Linked DNA regions of Homo sapiens: regions 1 and 2 are each linked to region 3. The links are chromatin contacts, found by Hi-C or POLR2A ChIA-PET in ENCODE. All regions are on one chromosome and are shown on one strand. Each heading gives the region's core, a stretch centred on a gene start or an enhancer-like site at or near the end of the contact. The rest is flanking DNA. Distances are from core to core; before and after follow the strand shown. Region 1 has its middle 100 kb from the start of RHOU. Region 2 has its middle 130 kb from the start of RHOU. Region 3 overlaps LINC02815 (long intergenic non-protein coding RNA 2815).

The links. A loop is a pair of places that touch in the nucleus more often than their neighbours do. ChIA-PET counts read pairs that join two places held with the same protein, here RNA polymerase II (POLR2A). Pooled maps may share reads with other maps.
Region 1: a loop to region 3 is called in a map of HepG2, with 2.4 times the contacts of the local background. The contact joins two enhancer-like sites. A Hi-C loop is called at or near these places in 2 of 168 maps with a recorded cell type or tissue (Calu3 and HepG2) and 2 of 50 pooled maps. POLR2A ChIA-PET finds 5 or more read pairs at or near these places in 1 of 52 experiments (HepG2).
Region 2: a map of naive thymus-derived CD4-positive, alpha-beta T cell shows a loop between it and region 3 (1.9-fold over the local background). The contact joins two enhancer-like sites. A Hi-C loop is called at or near these places in 1 of 168 maps with a recorded cell type or tissue (naive thymus-derived CD4-positive, alpha-beta T cell). POLR2A ChIA-PET finds 5 or more read pairs at or near these places in 1 of 52 experiments (HepG2).

What each region holds. Positions count from the first base shown.
Region 1 is chr1:228,836,359-228,841,108 of GRCh38, forward strand. No RefSeq gene overlaps it. Among named protein-coding and RNA genes, the nearest start is that of RHOU, 100 kb to the left of the region's middle. Within about 2 kb of position 2,198, at least 24 of the 41 ENCODE cell types and tissues checked have a DNase peak (open chromatin) inside an H3K27ac peak, as active enhancers do.
Region 2 is chr1:228,858,145-228,862,894 of GRCh38, forward strand. No RefSeq gene overlaps it. Among named protein-coding and RNA genes, the nearest start is that of RHOU, 130 kb to the left of the region's middle. Within about 2 kb of position 3,112, at least 9 of the 41 ENCODE cell types and tissues checked have a DNase peak (open chromatin) inside an H3K27ac peak, as active enhancers do.
Region 3 is chr1:229,127,201-229,131,936 of GRCh38, forward strand. All of the region lies in intron 1 of LINC02815 (long intergenic non-protein coding RNA 2815), which reads right to left. Among named protein-coding and RNA genes, the nearest start is that of LINC02815, 25 kb to the right of the region's middle. RefSeq lists an enhancer at 2,822-3,116. Within about 2 kb of position 2,876, at least 8 of the 41 ENCODE cell types and tissues checked have a DNase peak (open chromatin) inside an H3K27ac peak, as active enhancers do.

The sequences.
Region 1 (4,750 bases), core at 948-3,447, 290 kb before region 3:
GGTTGACGATGTTCACTAATCCCATAGCCCCCAGGGCTTGAGAGTATCGTTCACAGCAGAGGAGTTTGCATTTCTTTATGTATGTAGTAACATATTATCTTTTATATGCACTTTACCTGCTTCTTCCTTAGAAGGTAGACTCCTCAGGGCCAGAAATACAGTCCTCTGTTTCTTTTATCCCTCCTCACAGCCTCTGCCAGTGCTCTGCAGCTCAAAGGTCCCTGATAAGCAGAGTGACTTCAGCATTGTAATGAACCAGAGCACAGAGAGAGGCTGTGCAAGCAAAGGGTAGGAGCAGCCCTAGAAGAAGGCACACATTCATTCCTCGGGTTGCAGCCTGTTTACAGAGGGAGAGAATCTCTGCTGCAGTTACCCAGCATCCAGGGGTCCATGCTCTGCCAGCGTCACTCAGCCACGTGAGATGGGGTGATTGGACCAAAGGAGATACATGGTGTTTTATTTAGTGATGGTGGGGCCATTTCTGTTTTTATTTGTTTTTAACTGGGGTATGTGTGTCAGGACCACACAGCAGCAGGGAGAAGCTTCCACCTGCTTGGAACAAAAATGGGAAGGCTGCATTTCCAGGCTGCATTTATCTTATGTGTAGTGTAAGCAGCATCGCTGACTGGGAAAGAAAAAAGGGTAAAGAGCATTATAGATGCCTGATAATTCAGTCCTTAAGAGATGGCTCACTCAATTGCTTGGTTTTGTATTTTCATTTCTTTTCCTGACTGAAAATGGATCTGGAGCCTGAGAGCACCTGATGTTGGGCGAGGCCTCTGGGTACGAGGTGGAAGTTCACATTTCTGGATTATGTGTAGTTTCAGAATGCCTTCTATCTCGGTGTCAGGATAGATGTTAAGATGCAGGAATTCTCATAAATCTTCTCGTTAAAAAGAAGAAAACAACAAAACTTCTCACAGAACATAAAAACCATGTCAGGTGGCCGGGCGTGGTGGCTCATGCCTGTAAACTCAGCACTTTGGAAGTCCAAGGTGGGTGGATCACGAGGTCAGGTATTTGAGACCAGCCTGGGCAACATGTGAAATCCCGTCCCTACTAAAAATACAAAAATTAGCGGGGAGTTGTGGCACACTCCTGTAATCCCAGCTACTCAGGAGGCTGAGGCAGGAGAATCGCTTGAACCCAGGAGGCAGAGGTTGCAGTGAGCCAAGATCATGCCATTGCACTCCAGTCTGGGCGACAGAGCAAGACTGTCTCAAAAAAAACCCCAAAAAAACAAAAAAAACCCATGTCAGGTTGCTCCCCTGAGCAAGGCCAAGCTCAGTTTTCACCTGGTGGTCCCATGGGGAGCTTCCTGTGGCTTAGTGTTTGCGTCTGCCATTTGCTATCCCTCCCCAGCACACCTTCCTGTGGATGGAACTTGCCAGAACTTCCTCAGCAACCCTGAAGAGGAAAGCTGGAGGCCCCAACAGACGCAGAAGTGGGCTGCACTGCTGTGCTTCCATGGGGCAGTCAGGGCTCAGGGCCCCAGCAGCAGGCCAAACCCCAGCCCAGCTCCCTTGCAAACCTCCTCTGTCATGTACCCTGGGAGTCAGGTCCAACCCCACTATGTCACAACTGAGGAAACAGAGGCCCCGAGAAGTTCAGGGAGAGCTGGGGTCAAGATGCTAGATCCTGCCTCTGGGTGTGGTGGCTTTTGTTCTTGTCATCCGGTGGGCACTGGGCCTGCCCCGCACAGCTCCTTCACCCCGGAGAGGTGACAGCAGACTACATTAGGCCCTGCCAGGCCCAAAGACTCCAGCCTGTTAATCTTTAACCAGAGCTCTGGACAAAGGTAGCCCTTCTGACCTCCTGAGAGTTTCTGAATAGCTCGGAGGCTTCTGTGACAGAGCCACACGTTAGCAATGACATATATTTAGTGCAGGGAGGCATGTTGAGTACAGTTCTAAATTCTGTTGTGAATTGTGCCCAGGGAACAAGCACAGAGAACATTTTCACCATGGATATGTATGTACTTGTAAGAAGCAGCTGGGTGGTTCCTTCAGCAATCTGCTGAGCTGTGGCGATTACATCACACACTGGTGCAAAGGCCTTGAACCATTAATGTGCTGCCTCTGCGAGGGTGACCAGGATTCCAGCAATGAACAGAGAAGGTGCTTGTCCCCACTGCTCACTGGGTGCCTTCAGATTCTTAACTTTTGTCTTTTTCTTTTTTCTTTCACTTCTTACCTGTATCTATAAAACAGGACTCTGTTTGCTTTGAAAAGAGCCAGAATGACCTCAGGGGTCAGTGACTCATGCTGTTGGCTCTGTGAACACAATCGAGTGCCCCTTACGTAAGAAGCTCCTGCTATCTGAGGGAAGGGAGGTCCGAGCCATTATTCCTTGGTTATAAACACTCCATGTGGTTTTGTTTGGTGGTTTTAAAAAAGGTGTGTCCACAGGGTTGGTGTTCTAGAATCGTGGGCAGAAAGAAGTCTAGCTCCTTTCATCCAAGGTTCTAAAGGGTTCTCTGAGCTGTAACTCAGCTCTAACTGGACAAAGAGGCAACAATTCCCCTCATTTCCTGTGCGCTGTCACCACAGGAGGCTACACTTAAGGAGGTCAACTCAAGTTGTTTGGACCAAGCTTCCGCAGTTGTTCCCATTATCCTGTTTGAATCCATTCACTCTTACACTGGCCATGCAAATAGACACTCCCCAAGGAAAGAAGGACCTTAGAAAATAAGTGATCTCAGTTTTCATCTGACTTTCTTCTGGGGTGTGGGGCTGGTCATGGGTCTATATTCCCTGCTGTGGTCAGGGCCCTGTGGGACATGTGGCTGTGTCCCAGCCCTCTAGCACAATCTGCCGTCACTCCTGGGCTTTTGTATGCCTGCTCCCATTTGCTCTTATCTCCTCAACAACCACGTCAGGTAGATAATACATACCATCAGTCCCAGTTTACAGATGAAAAAAGTGAGGCACAGGGAGCTTCAGTAACTTGATCAAGACTAGAATTCAGAGAAATAGCCAAACCATGACTCATGATCCTCTTGCTCCAAAGTGCGTTGTCTCCCCCACAGCCCACTATATTTGTTGTTTATTTTTGAAAATGGTCATGAACTCAGCTAAGACGCTGGGGCAGTGGAGCGGAGGGAGAGAGCCTGCTCTTCACAGAGGGCTTATGGGGTGAGAGGAAGGGAAGCTAAGTACAGGGCAGGCCGGGGCCATCTAAGGTGGCCTCTGACCATCCTGGAGAGGCATGGGGCTAGAGAATGAAGAATGAGGCAGAAATGAGCGTTTTTGAACTGGTTTACCGAGCAAGAACTAGAATGGAAGGGGACATATTACAAATGACAAATGCCTGATCCAAAGCCCATGAGATGCTATTGATGAGGGCCACGGACCCTTACTCTGTGCAGACACAGAGGCTTGGATGCACACACTTGCATACACACACACACACACACACGCACTGTTTTGTTTTGCTCTGCTTTATTTTTGCCACTGTGGAATAATAAGAAGTACAGTCACGCATTGCTTAATGATGGGGATGCAGTCTGAGAAATGCATCAGGTGATTTCATTGTTGTTTGAACGTCATAGAGAGTACTTACACAAACCTAGACGGTATAACCTACTACATACCTATACTATATGGGATAACCTATTGCTCCTGTACCAAATACTGTAGGCAATCGTAACACAGTGGTATTTGTGAATCTAAACATATCTAAACACAGAAAAGGTACCATAAAAATGTGGTTAGAAAAGATGAAAAATGGGGCTGGGCGTGGTGGCTCACGCCTGTAATCCCAGCACTTGGGAGGCCAAGGTGGGCGGATCACTTGTGGTCAGCAGTTTGAGACCAGCCTGGCCAACATGGTGCAACCCCATCTCTACTAAAAGTAGAAAAATTAGCTGGGTGTGGTGGTGTGTGTCTGTAATCCCAGCTAGTCGGGAGGCTGAGGCAGGAGAATCATTTGAACCTGGGAGGTGGAGGTTGCAGTGAGCCGAGATTGTGCCACTGCACCACTGCACTCCAGCCTGGGCCACAGAGCGAGACTCTGTCTGAAAAAAAAAAAAATTAAAAAAAAGATGAAAAAAGGTACACGGTCTAGGGTAGTTACCGTGAATGGAGCCTGTGGGACTGGAAGTTGCCCTGAGTGAGCCAGTGAGTGAGCGGTGAATGAATGGAAAGGCCTGGGATGTTACATTACTGTACACTAAATTTATTTTAGCTACACTAAATTTATTAAAAAATAAAGTAATTGCACTATGACATTATGACAACCATGGCATGCATCGCTAAGGGATAGGTATTTTTCAGATTCATTGTAATCTTTTGAGATCACCATCATATGTATGGCCCATCCTTGGCTAAAATGCCATTATTTAGCATATGACTGTACACATATTGGTCTCTGCCCTCAGTTCCTGACACAGAGCTCTTAAAATCCTTGGAGTTTCTTGAGAGATAGGAGTGCTAGTAGCATCTTTTGTTCTAATCGGGCAACTCTGGCTGGGCTCCTAGATAGCCTCGGGATGGGAGTTGGTGGCCAGGGGAACCAACCATGTGATTATAAAGTTGGAACTTTCACCCCCACCCCTAACCTCAGGGGAGGGAAGAGGGGCTGAAGGTTGAGCTGAACATCAATGGCCAATGATTTAATCAATCATGCCTACATAATGAAGCCTCTATAAAACCCCAAAGTACAGGGTTCAGGGAACTTCCAGGCAGCTGAACTCATGGAGGTTTCTAGAGACTCGCACACAAGGAGAGGACATGAAGGTCTGAGCGCCTTC
Region 2 (4,750 bases), core at 1,862-4,361, 270 kb before region 3:
AAGATCCTGAGCTCCGTAGAGCCCTATGAGATGGTGCAGGAGATGAGCCAGGTGACTCAAGCAGCTGCACATGGGAGCGACGCAACCAGCACAATTTGCTGTGTGTACAGGGCATGCCCTGCTGAGAGGGATTTTGTAGAGAAGGAATACAGGTGTGCAAATTGTTGTGGCAGAGTTGTCTTCATGGGGTCCAATTTATGAGGGTATCTGGCACCTCCATGTCCTTCAAAAATCATGTGTCCAAAGTAAATGCTGAGCTTAAATTCTAAAGGACACCAGAGGCCACCTGGGAGACAGGAAAGGAAGTCCACCTGGTCCTAGCTGCAGGCTGGCCCTCTGCCCCGACCTGGGGAGCTTGAGACTGGACTATTTCTCGAGGCACCTCTCCAACTCATGTTCTTCTCTCTTTTTTCTTCTGTGTTTGTGGGGGAACAGAGATGGTTTTCATAAATTACTTGACTTCATTTCTTCCAAATCTTGTAATGAAATTGATGCTCCAGGAAGACACACCATTATTCTGCTGTTTTGCATCCTTCCTGCCCAGAAATGGGGCTGTGGGTACTCCAGTTTGAAAAGCATGTAGTAGTACAGCACTTGGAGTTAATCAGAAAAAGTAAAGAAAAAAATGACTTAAGAGAATTATCATGATCCCCATCAAAAGCAGCTAATTATTCAAAGTAGCAACTGAAGGATTTTTATAAAGGGATATTAAAAGTGGTTCTGAACAGATACGTCTGTATTTGTCAGGCTTCTCCAGAGAAACAGACCCAGTAGGAGATATGTATATATATGAAAGAACAGATTTACTATGGAAATTGGCTCACACAGTTATAGAGCCTGAGAAGTCCCACGGTATGCAAGCTGGAGAACCAGGAAAGCCAGTAGTGTAATTCAGTCCAAGTTCAAATGCCTAAGAACGAGGGGAGCTGATGGTGTAGCTCTAACTGGAGGCTGAAGGCCTGAGGGGAGTTTGAGGGACAACCAGGGGCTCCAATGTCTGAATACCATAGAAGATGGACATCCCAGCTTCAGAAGAGAAAGAATTCACCCTTCCTCCACCTTCTTGTTCCATATGGACCCTCATTGGATTGGATGATGCCTTCCCACATGGAGAGAGAGAGATCTTCTTTGCTCTGGCTGATTCAAATGCTGTCTCTTCTGGAAACCCTTTACAGACACACCTAGAAATAATGTTTCACCAGCTCTTTGGACATCCCTTATCCCAGTCAAGTTGACACATACAATTAAACATCATAAGCTCTGAGCCTTACTGCAGGGCAGAAATGCAGAAATTGTGTGCATTACCTTTCTACACAAACTTTCTTAATACTTTCAGAAAAACTAAGGAGAACTTTAGGCCCCATTGGCCTGTGTCAATTGTGGCTGAGAAGTCTGCAACAGGATAATGAAGTCTTGCGAACCAGGCTGTGTTGGAGTCAGAGAATTGGTATGGGTGTGGTCACCGAAATCAGCTAAGGAGGCCCCTAATCTGTGCTGTCGGCTCTCCTGACTACCTAAGTGCAGGAGTTGGGTCTGTAAACCACAGTGACTGAGACAGATCTCAATTGATTTCGAGGCTTATTTTGCCAAGGTTGAGGAGGCACCAGAGAAAAAGAAACATAAATCACAGTAGAATCTGTATCCTATGCTTTTTCCAGATAGAGTTTTGGGAACCTCAGTGTTTAAAGGGGAAAGAGCAATCAGGAGGGGAAGAAAAAGGAAAAATAAAAGGAGGGAGGGTAGGCAATGAGACAAGTGGTTACAATTCTTGTGAGGCTCTGTGAATCTACATTTTACACCTGAAAAGAAAGCGGAGGAGTCAATTAAGCATTAGTCTGGCACTCAGCAAATCTACATTTTACATAAGAGAAAGTCAGCCTGCGAAATTACAGCTGTCTTGGAACAAAAGGAAGGGAGTTTTTGCATGACTCAGTTTCCAAGCTTAACTTTTCCCTTTGGCATAGTGAGTTTGGAGTCCCGAGATTTTATTTTCCTTTCACAGGCCTTTCCACTGTGGTGTTTTCTTCTGTTTTTTGTTTGTTTGTTTGTTTGTTTTTTGCTTTTTGGGTTTTTTTGGGGGGTGGGGTGGGGTGTGGGACAGAGTCTCATTATGTCCCCTGGGCTAGAGTGCAATGGTACGATGTCAGCTCACTGCAACCTCTGCCTCCCAGGTTCAAGCGATTCTCCTGCCTCAGCCTCCTGAGTAGCTGAGATTATAGGCACATGCCACTACACCTGGCTGATTTTTGTATTTTTAGTAGAGATGAGGTTTCACCATGTTGGCCAATCTGGTCTTGAACTCCTGACCTCGTGATCCACCCACCTCAGCCTCCCAAAGTGCTGGGATTACAGGTGTGAGCCACCACGCCCGACCTTTTCTTCTGTTTATGCAGTGGCATGGAGCAGTCCCTCTAAGAGGGCTGACCCAGGTATGAGTCATTCAGTCAGCCTGAGGGTCCAAGGGCTGCTCCATGGTGAGGCAGACATCCAGAAGGGTCCAGAGGGAGAATCTATGGCAAGAGACAGCAGTCTAGAGGGATGGAAGTGGTGGCAGAAAAGCTGGCTTTTAAAAGGCAAGTTTTTATTCTAGGCTGACTTTCTCTTATGTAAAATGTAGATTTGCTGAGTGCCAGTGAATTTATAATTTTAGAAACCCATCAGGGAGTTTCTAGATGAGTTTCTAAGAAGTCTAAGAAATGTCCAGGAAGGCCCTTAGCCACCTCGTGGAAATTGGGAGAGAAGAAATGTGTGCAGAGAAAAGAGGGATTTTTGATGCAGAGAAAAAGAACAGGTGTGTCCCGGCTGCTGGCTCTGAGTAACCCGTCTAATCTCACTGTACAGAACGTACCTGCACTTTATACTAACAATGAGTGCCATTCAGCGTGCCATTTATGATGTTCACAGTGGCCTTCCTTGGTGTGGTCCCTGAAGCCCTGCAAAGCAGGGACTGTGCGGTCTGAACCAAACAGGGGCCCCTGGGAATAGGGTAGCGTGTTCTGATACCTGAGCTGGTAGTAGAGTCAGAGCAAGAACAAAAGCCCCAGCGAGCAATCTGGGTTCAACCCCTGTCACCTTAGCTCACGTGCCTGCATTGTGAAGTTCACGGTAATAGCTTGACTGCATTCTCGCCATGGTTCTGGGTCAATAAATCAGTCAGTAAGCACTGGGTGAGTAAGTAGTGCAGAGCAAAGTCTGAGCTTGGTGCCACAAGTGGATAAAAAAGAAATAGATGACTCAACCTCTGCTTATAGGGAGGCTCTGATCTAGCTGAGATAGCACAGAAATATTTGGAGAATGACTCTAGTGCAGAACTGAAGGTGCAGAATGACTCTGAAACGTTGCTGCACAGCAGGGTCCAAGAAAGGAGAGGGCAGTGCCAGCTGGGTATGCCAGGAAGGCTTTTGGGAGAAAAATACTGGCCAGGGTCTGGGAGAATCAGCAAACATGCCTGAGGGTAGAAAACCAGTGTCCCAGGACAGGGACCCTGTGCAGCCCTGGGGTGGGCTGGGTGGGACCGAGCCGGCAGTGCCTGCAGGGATGATGGGCACCAGAGCACAGCTCTCAGCCTATGTGTCCCGGAGCTCTGGGCGCTCCCAGGTGTCCTCACTGCACCGTGGTAGCTCCTGTCTCATGGAGCCACCTGTCCTAGCACAACAGCTCCAATCACTGCTATTAGAACAGATCCAAGGGGCAGGCTGGGAGGGTGTTAGGTTCAAAAAGGAGCACTATGTAGAAGCAAGAAAAGAGATGAAAGTTTTGCTCCTATCTGCATCTGGCCAGAGAGCAGACTTTGATTTGCAACACCGTGTGGTCTCTGCAGGATTACGAAAGGGAAGAGGGGGTGGGCGGAAGGCTCTCCTCCCCAGTGCATCATTTTCAGTTTTGTCTTTTACTTTCAAAGAAAGCTGTCTTTCTGACACTGCATTCTGCCCTTTCTGACCCATGTCCCATATTTAAAGGCTTCACATAGACTATATAATCCAAGTTATCCCTCTGTGGAGAAAGTGGCTATGAGAATTAGAGAGACAAAGGGTGTGCTTGTGGGAATGGGATGTAACGTCAGAGCAGGTTCAACCTTACAGCTGTGCAGTCCAGTTAGTCAAATATTAATGAGTCAATTTAATTAAAGATTAGGTCCTCTGTTGCACTAGCCATCCTGCAAAGTCACATGTGGCGAGTGTTTTCATACTGGATAGCACCACAGAAAGTTCTGTTGGGCATCATTGCCACTTGGACCAAGGGATCAACTGCTTTCTGGGTGGGAGAACTGAGGCACAGGGAACCACGGCTTGGACTCCAAACTTAGTGCTCTGATCAGTGTGTTGTCCAAAGCTTCCAGCAGACAAGGATTCAGACCACACAATTCAGGAGCAATAAGATGGCTGGAGTGAACAACAAGTTTCCCTTGACTTTAGAAGAAAAAGATCTCTAAATCCTGGAGATGATTACATGCTTTTCCTGAGGGCTGAGGAAAGAGGAGAAGCAGTTGGTTTGTTTTCAATTAGCCACCCTCCTCCTTTTTCTAAGAAGAGGAAAGTCACTGCCAGGTCACAGGGCTCGGAGCCAGGGTCAGCAGAGGGGCTGGTCGGAGCACCTGAGCCAAGTGGGCTGAGACTCTGATCCTCGTGAGTGTCACCTGCCACCAAATGCTCTCTCCTGGGCTCTGCCATTTGGTTTTTTATGTCTGCACTGTGCTGACCCTTCCATCTCCCAAGCACCCAATGTTCACCGCCCCTCCTTGGCATGTGTG
Region 3 (4,736 bases), core at 1,626-4,125:
ATTCTTCTCTTCTAGTCACTTTGAAATTTACAATAAACAACTGTTAACTGTAATTTTCCTATTGTACTATCAAATACAATGAACATAGTTCTTAATGACAGACATCAGAACTTAGAAGTTTTCAAGATGGGAGCAGAACAAGTTTTGATCAAATGTACACATTCTTAACTTGTGAACTGACCACCCCAATCAAAACAGATTTGAGCAGCACTCTGAGAGAGGACACGTTGGAAACCACAAAGGAAGTGGCTAGTGGGAAGGTGCAGGGATGGGGAAGCCCCAGGAGGCCTGGAGCCAGCCCTCAAACTCAGAGCCACAGCCAAGCGGACTACAGACAGCCATTCTGTTGCTGGAGGCATCAAAGCCTTGTATGAAAGAGGTCCAGTTCTGATGCCCACACTATCCACAAATGTTAATTCTTCTCAGTGAACCCCAAAGCAAACTTGTGAACAATGAGGGAAGCCTTCAATTAAACTTTTAAGCATTCTTGAACCTCCCCTCTGCAAATACTTATTTGTGTTATGGGTAAGTTTTGAGTTACAGATTGTCGACATGGGGGATGGATTCAAATGATTCAGCTACATTTCAAAAATTCTCAAGCTAGAGATCAAGTTTGAAATGAGTATGGATCTAGAAGAAGCTGAGAAAACAATTCTAGGAGATTTAGACGAACCAAAATGTATTTCTTCTCCCCAGTCCTAAACTAGTCCATGTTTTTGTTCTAAGTGGCCTGCTGTACTTTTGTAAAACAAAAAGACCACCCAAATCTCTAGTATTCTGCGGCCTATATAATCAGTGGGCAGAGTGAATTTTCCTTCCTTGCCATGGACCAAGAAGAGCCTCATACACCCAACTGTGGCCTCACCAGATTGTTTTTAGCCTGATGATGAGCCTCTATTAAACCCAGAATTTCTTTGTCCCAAAGAAGGGTCATGTGTGTTTAACAGACATAAAATCTGCACTAAGTGGGAGTCCTGGGCCAGCCTGCTGCGGCCTGTGCATGGTGAGAGGGAATCCTGCATAGCCCATCTGCTGCAGAAGAAGTTTCCAGAGAGGAAGAGAGGCCACCCAGAGACAGAAGCTCGTCCTCCCACGTCTCTCTAAATGAACCTGGTTTCTGCTTTCCCCGGCTGCTCCCAGAACCATTCAGATCTCCCCTTACCCTCTATTTTGCTATTGACTTGTAGAGACAAGGCCCACTTGGGCCTGCTTAAAATAGAACTCCCTGCGCTGGAGCCAGTTCTATATCAGTGAGTGTGCGTGTATGCTGATTTTCTTTGTCCTCTTTATAAATGAAAAAACTAAAGGTAATTACAATAAGAGCTTTGTTTTTTTAAAATTAAGCTCTTAATAAGTATCATGAACTAGTCTTTTTTTTTTTTTTTTTTTTTTTTTAGACGAAGTCTTGCTCTGTTGCCAGGCTGGAGTGCAGTGGCGTGATCTTGGCTCGCTACAAACTCCACCTCCTGGGTTCAAGTGATTCTCCTGCCTCAGCCTCTCGAGTAGCTGGAACTACAGGTGCCCGCCACCACACCCAGCTAATTTTTGTATTTTTAGTAGAGACGGGGTTTCACCGTGTTAGCCAGATGGTCTTAATCTCTTGACCTCGTGACCCGCCCGCCTCAGCCTCCCAAAGTGCTGGGATTATAGGCATGAGCCACCGCACCTGGCCTCTCAGTTTTATAAGCATTACCTTATTTGAACTTCACAAACAACCTGAGTGGTTATGAGCTGAGTATTGTTGCTATTATTAATCTATAAATGAGGAAACTGAAGCTCAGAGAGGCTTATTTACTCCCCCAACGCCACACAGCTAGTAAGTGATGGAGCCCAGATTAAAACTACTCAGTCTGACTCCAAAGTCTCTCCGTCTCCCTCATTCTCTACCCGTCCACACCACGGTAAGCTAGTTATCTAAAGGTACAAACAGGAGTTTTAACTTTTACTTTTACTCGTGAAAAATAAACCCCAGGAAATTTGAGCCATAAAAGCATCAGACCGACCCTTGGATTGTTCTGCAAAATCAATGCAGAGAAAGCAGAAAGGCTTTCATTGAACCGTGTAGCTAAAAATAAAAGACCCAACGAGCAAAGATTCCCTAGTGCTGGGCAGGAGAGGGGATCAGGGAAGTAGAAGAGAGAGGCAGCCTCTGAAGGGGCTCCCACACAAGTGCAGGGCGGCAGCACCTTAGCCGCAGAGCCCCGGGTGCTCTTCTTCCTGCCGGGACACCTGAGCCCACGTTCTCCTCTGCTGCTTGCCTCTTAGCACTCAAGCTGAGGTGTCGAGACCACATCCCAGAGGGCAAATGGCAGACAGTTAAGGAGCTGAGCAGCCAGCTGGGGTTGCTTCTTCGTCCCCAGAAGCCCCGCCAGCAACTTCTGTAGACCTGCCCATGGCCAGGACCTCGTCACAAAGCCTCCTCTGGATGGGGGGCCAGCCTCTTGCAGCTGCCCACCCAACCAGGGTGCTCGTAGGTGTCAGGCAGGACTCAGCAGCAGAGAGACAAGTCTTTCTGAAAGCAGAAAGGGAGTGCTCATGGGGAATTACATGACTCCCGGAATCATTAGGAGGCAGGTTCGCTTCCCAAAGCCACGCCACAGGGCTGGATGCGGAAGGACCTGCCTTCTGCTACAATTAGGGAGGCCCCAGTCACACCGGGAAGCCAGGGCTAAAACTGCAATGCTTTTTCTAGGAGCTCTGCCCCTACATGGGTGCGTCCCTCCCTGCCTCTGTCTCTCAGCTTAACCCTGCCTCAAATTTAGTCTCGTGACAGAAAAAATGGGACTAATCTGATTGGCAGAACCCACATCACATCCAGAATCCTAGCGCAAAGGTGCTGGGAAGCGCAGACTTGCTTTCCAGCTGTTGCAGAACTAATGGCACAGAGGAGGAAGCTGGGGTGGATGCCACACACGCCCATCAGCCACGAGTTAGCAAAGGAAGCAGAGACCTATTTCCAGGGGACTTTGGCTTCTGAGCTGCTGGTGGTGGGGGAAGGGAAAGGGAAGGGCACTGGGGTGAAAACAACCCTTCTTGCTTTCCTGTGCAGAGGACTCAGGATGTGGTTGGTGAGCCCATCATCTGGGGAGACGCATGAAGGGGAAAGGGGGAAAGAAAGCTTCAAAAGAAACATGGCTGAAGGGTTCCCGTCCTGGAGAAGAAGGGGTGGTGCTGGCCGTGACACTTACCCTATTGCCTCACAGACCTGGAGCGATTGACCTCTCTTGTGCACACCAGGGAGTGGGAGGGACAGGGGGATGAGGACATAGGCCTGCCTTGAAGAGCTTGCACCCTAATGAGAAAGCTAGAGCTGAGAAGCGCAAAGACAGGATGGAACAGGCAGGGTCCTTACAGTGCTACAGATGGGTAAGCTGAGGCCTGGGGGGTGACCACCTGCCTGGCATCCCCTGTGCCAACCTCCACCCCCCAGCAGGCTACTTCCATAGCGATCCAGGCTTCAGAGCATCTCAGGTTCCAGAGAGGCTCCAAAACGCACCAACTCAAAGTCTGTTTTACTGGAAATGTTCATGAAAATCTATTCCATTACTATTTAGATTATCAAGGCACACCACAGGGTGAAGTTTAACATGCAGCAAAACTTTTCTCAAGCCTCTTTTTCCAGCTCTCTCACTGATTCTCCAAAACTTCTCTCTTACTCTCTGCTCCCAGCAAAGCCTTGCCTCCTGGCAGCCCATGTGGGTGCCTGATTTTCTTCTGCTTCTTTTATTTAACCTCTACTCTTAATTCTCTCCTGCAAGGAAGTCTCTGATTCTTCTTCTGTAATTCCCAGCTGTCTCCCCACCACTTGCCTGCTTGAATCTCCATTTCTCTTTCTCTCTCTCCCTTGCCCTGATTCTAAATTGTAAAAGCCCAGAAATGGAGCTGGCAAAGATAGAATCCACTTTCGTCGGTGAAGGGCAGAGAGGTTATGAAGGCTCCTATTGCAAGCAATCATGGTCTCTGTTCACTCCCATAGCAAAGAGAGGAAACGTGAATCTCCTTCTCTCGAGCAGGTAGCTTGGCGTTCATTACCCTTCTTAGGAGCACTCCATAAATGTCTGAATCTCAGCAAATGTGGCCCCCCACCTCCTCCCCATCTCTGCCCTTGAACACTTGGAAGATCTTTAGAACCTGTCATCACTTGCCCAGGTTCATGGCAAAAGCAGACCTAAGTTGGAAACACCTGGCTCTCAGCCTCTCCACCTTCACCCCTGGCTTCTTCTGCTGTCAAACTCCTCTGAGTTTTTAAGTACAAAATGTGACACTTTCTGGTGTTGACCAAGCTGGAAACCAGCAGGTGCCCACATCTTAGACTACCCCTGCCCTCAACAGCAGCTTACATACTTAGAGTTTATTAAATCTGTTTACCACTACTCTGCACCTTAGCACAAGCATTAGTTAATCCCCTGTTTGGAGATCAAACCCAAGAAACATTTAAATATGATCTCCTGCCCAGTGTGGCAAACAAATCATTTCCATCATGGAAAAAAACCAGGGAGGAAAACAATGGTGCATTGAAACCAGTTATGCAACACAATCCTCAGTGATCAAAGTCCTCTGGTTTTCAATTAACGCAGGACATTCAGAGGAAGAGGGCTGCCTGCTTATTGATTAGTTGATTGTTTATGAAATGAAGAAACCTCATCTTTTCTCTATATTCTACTACTGGCTAGGGGCCTGGGAAGTGAAAATTGCCACCAGCACCATCCTGCAAAGCAGAGAACATTCCATTTACT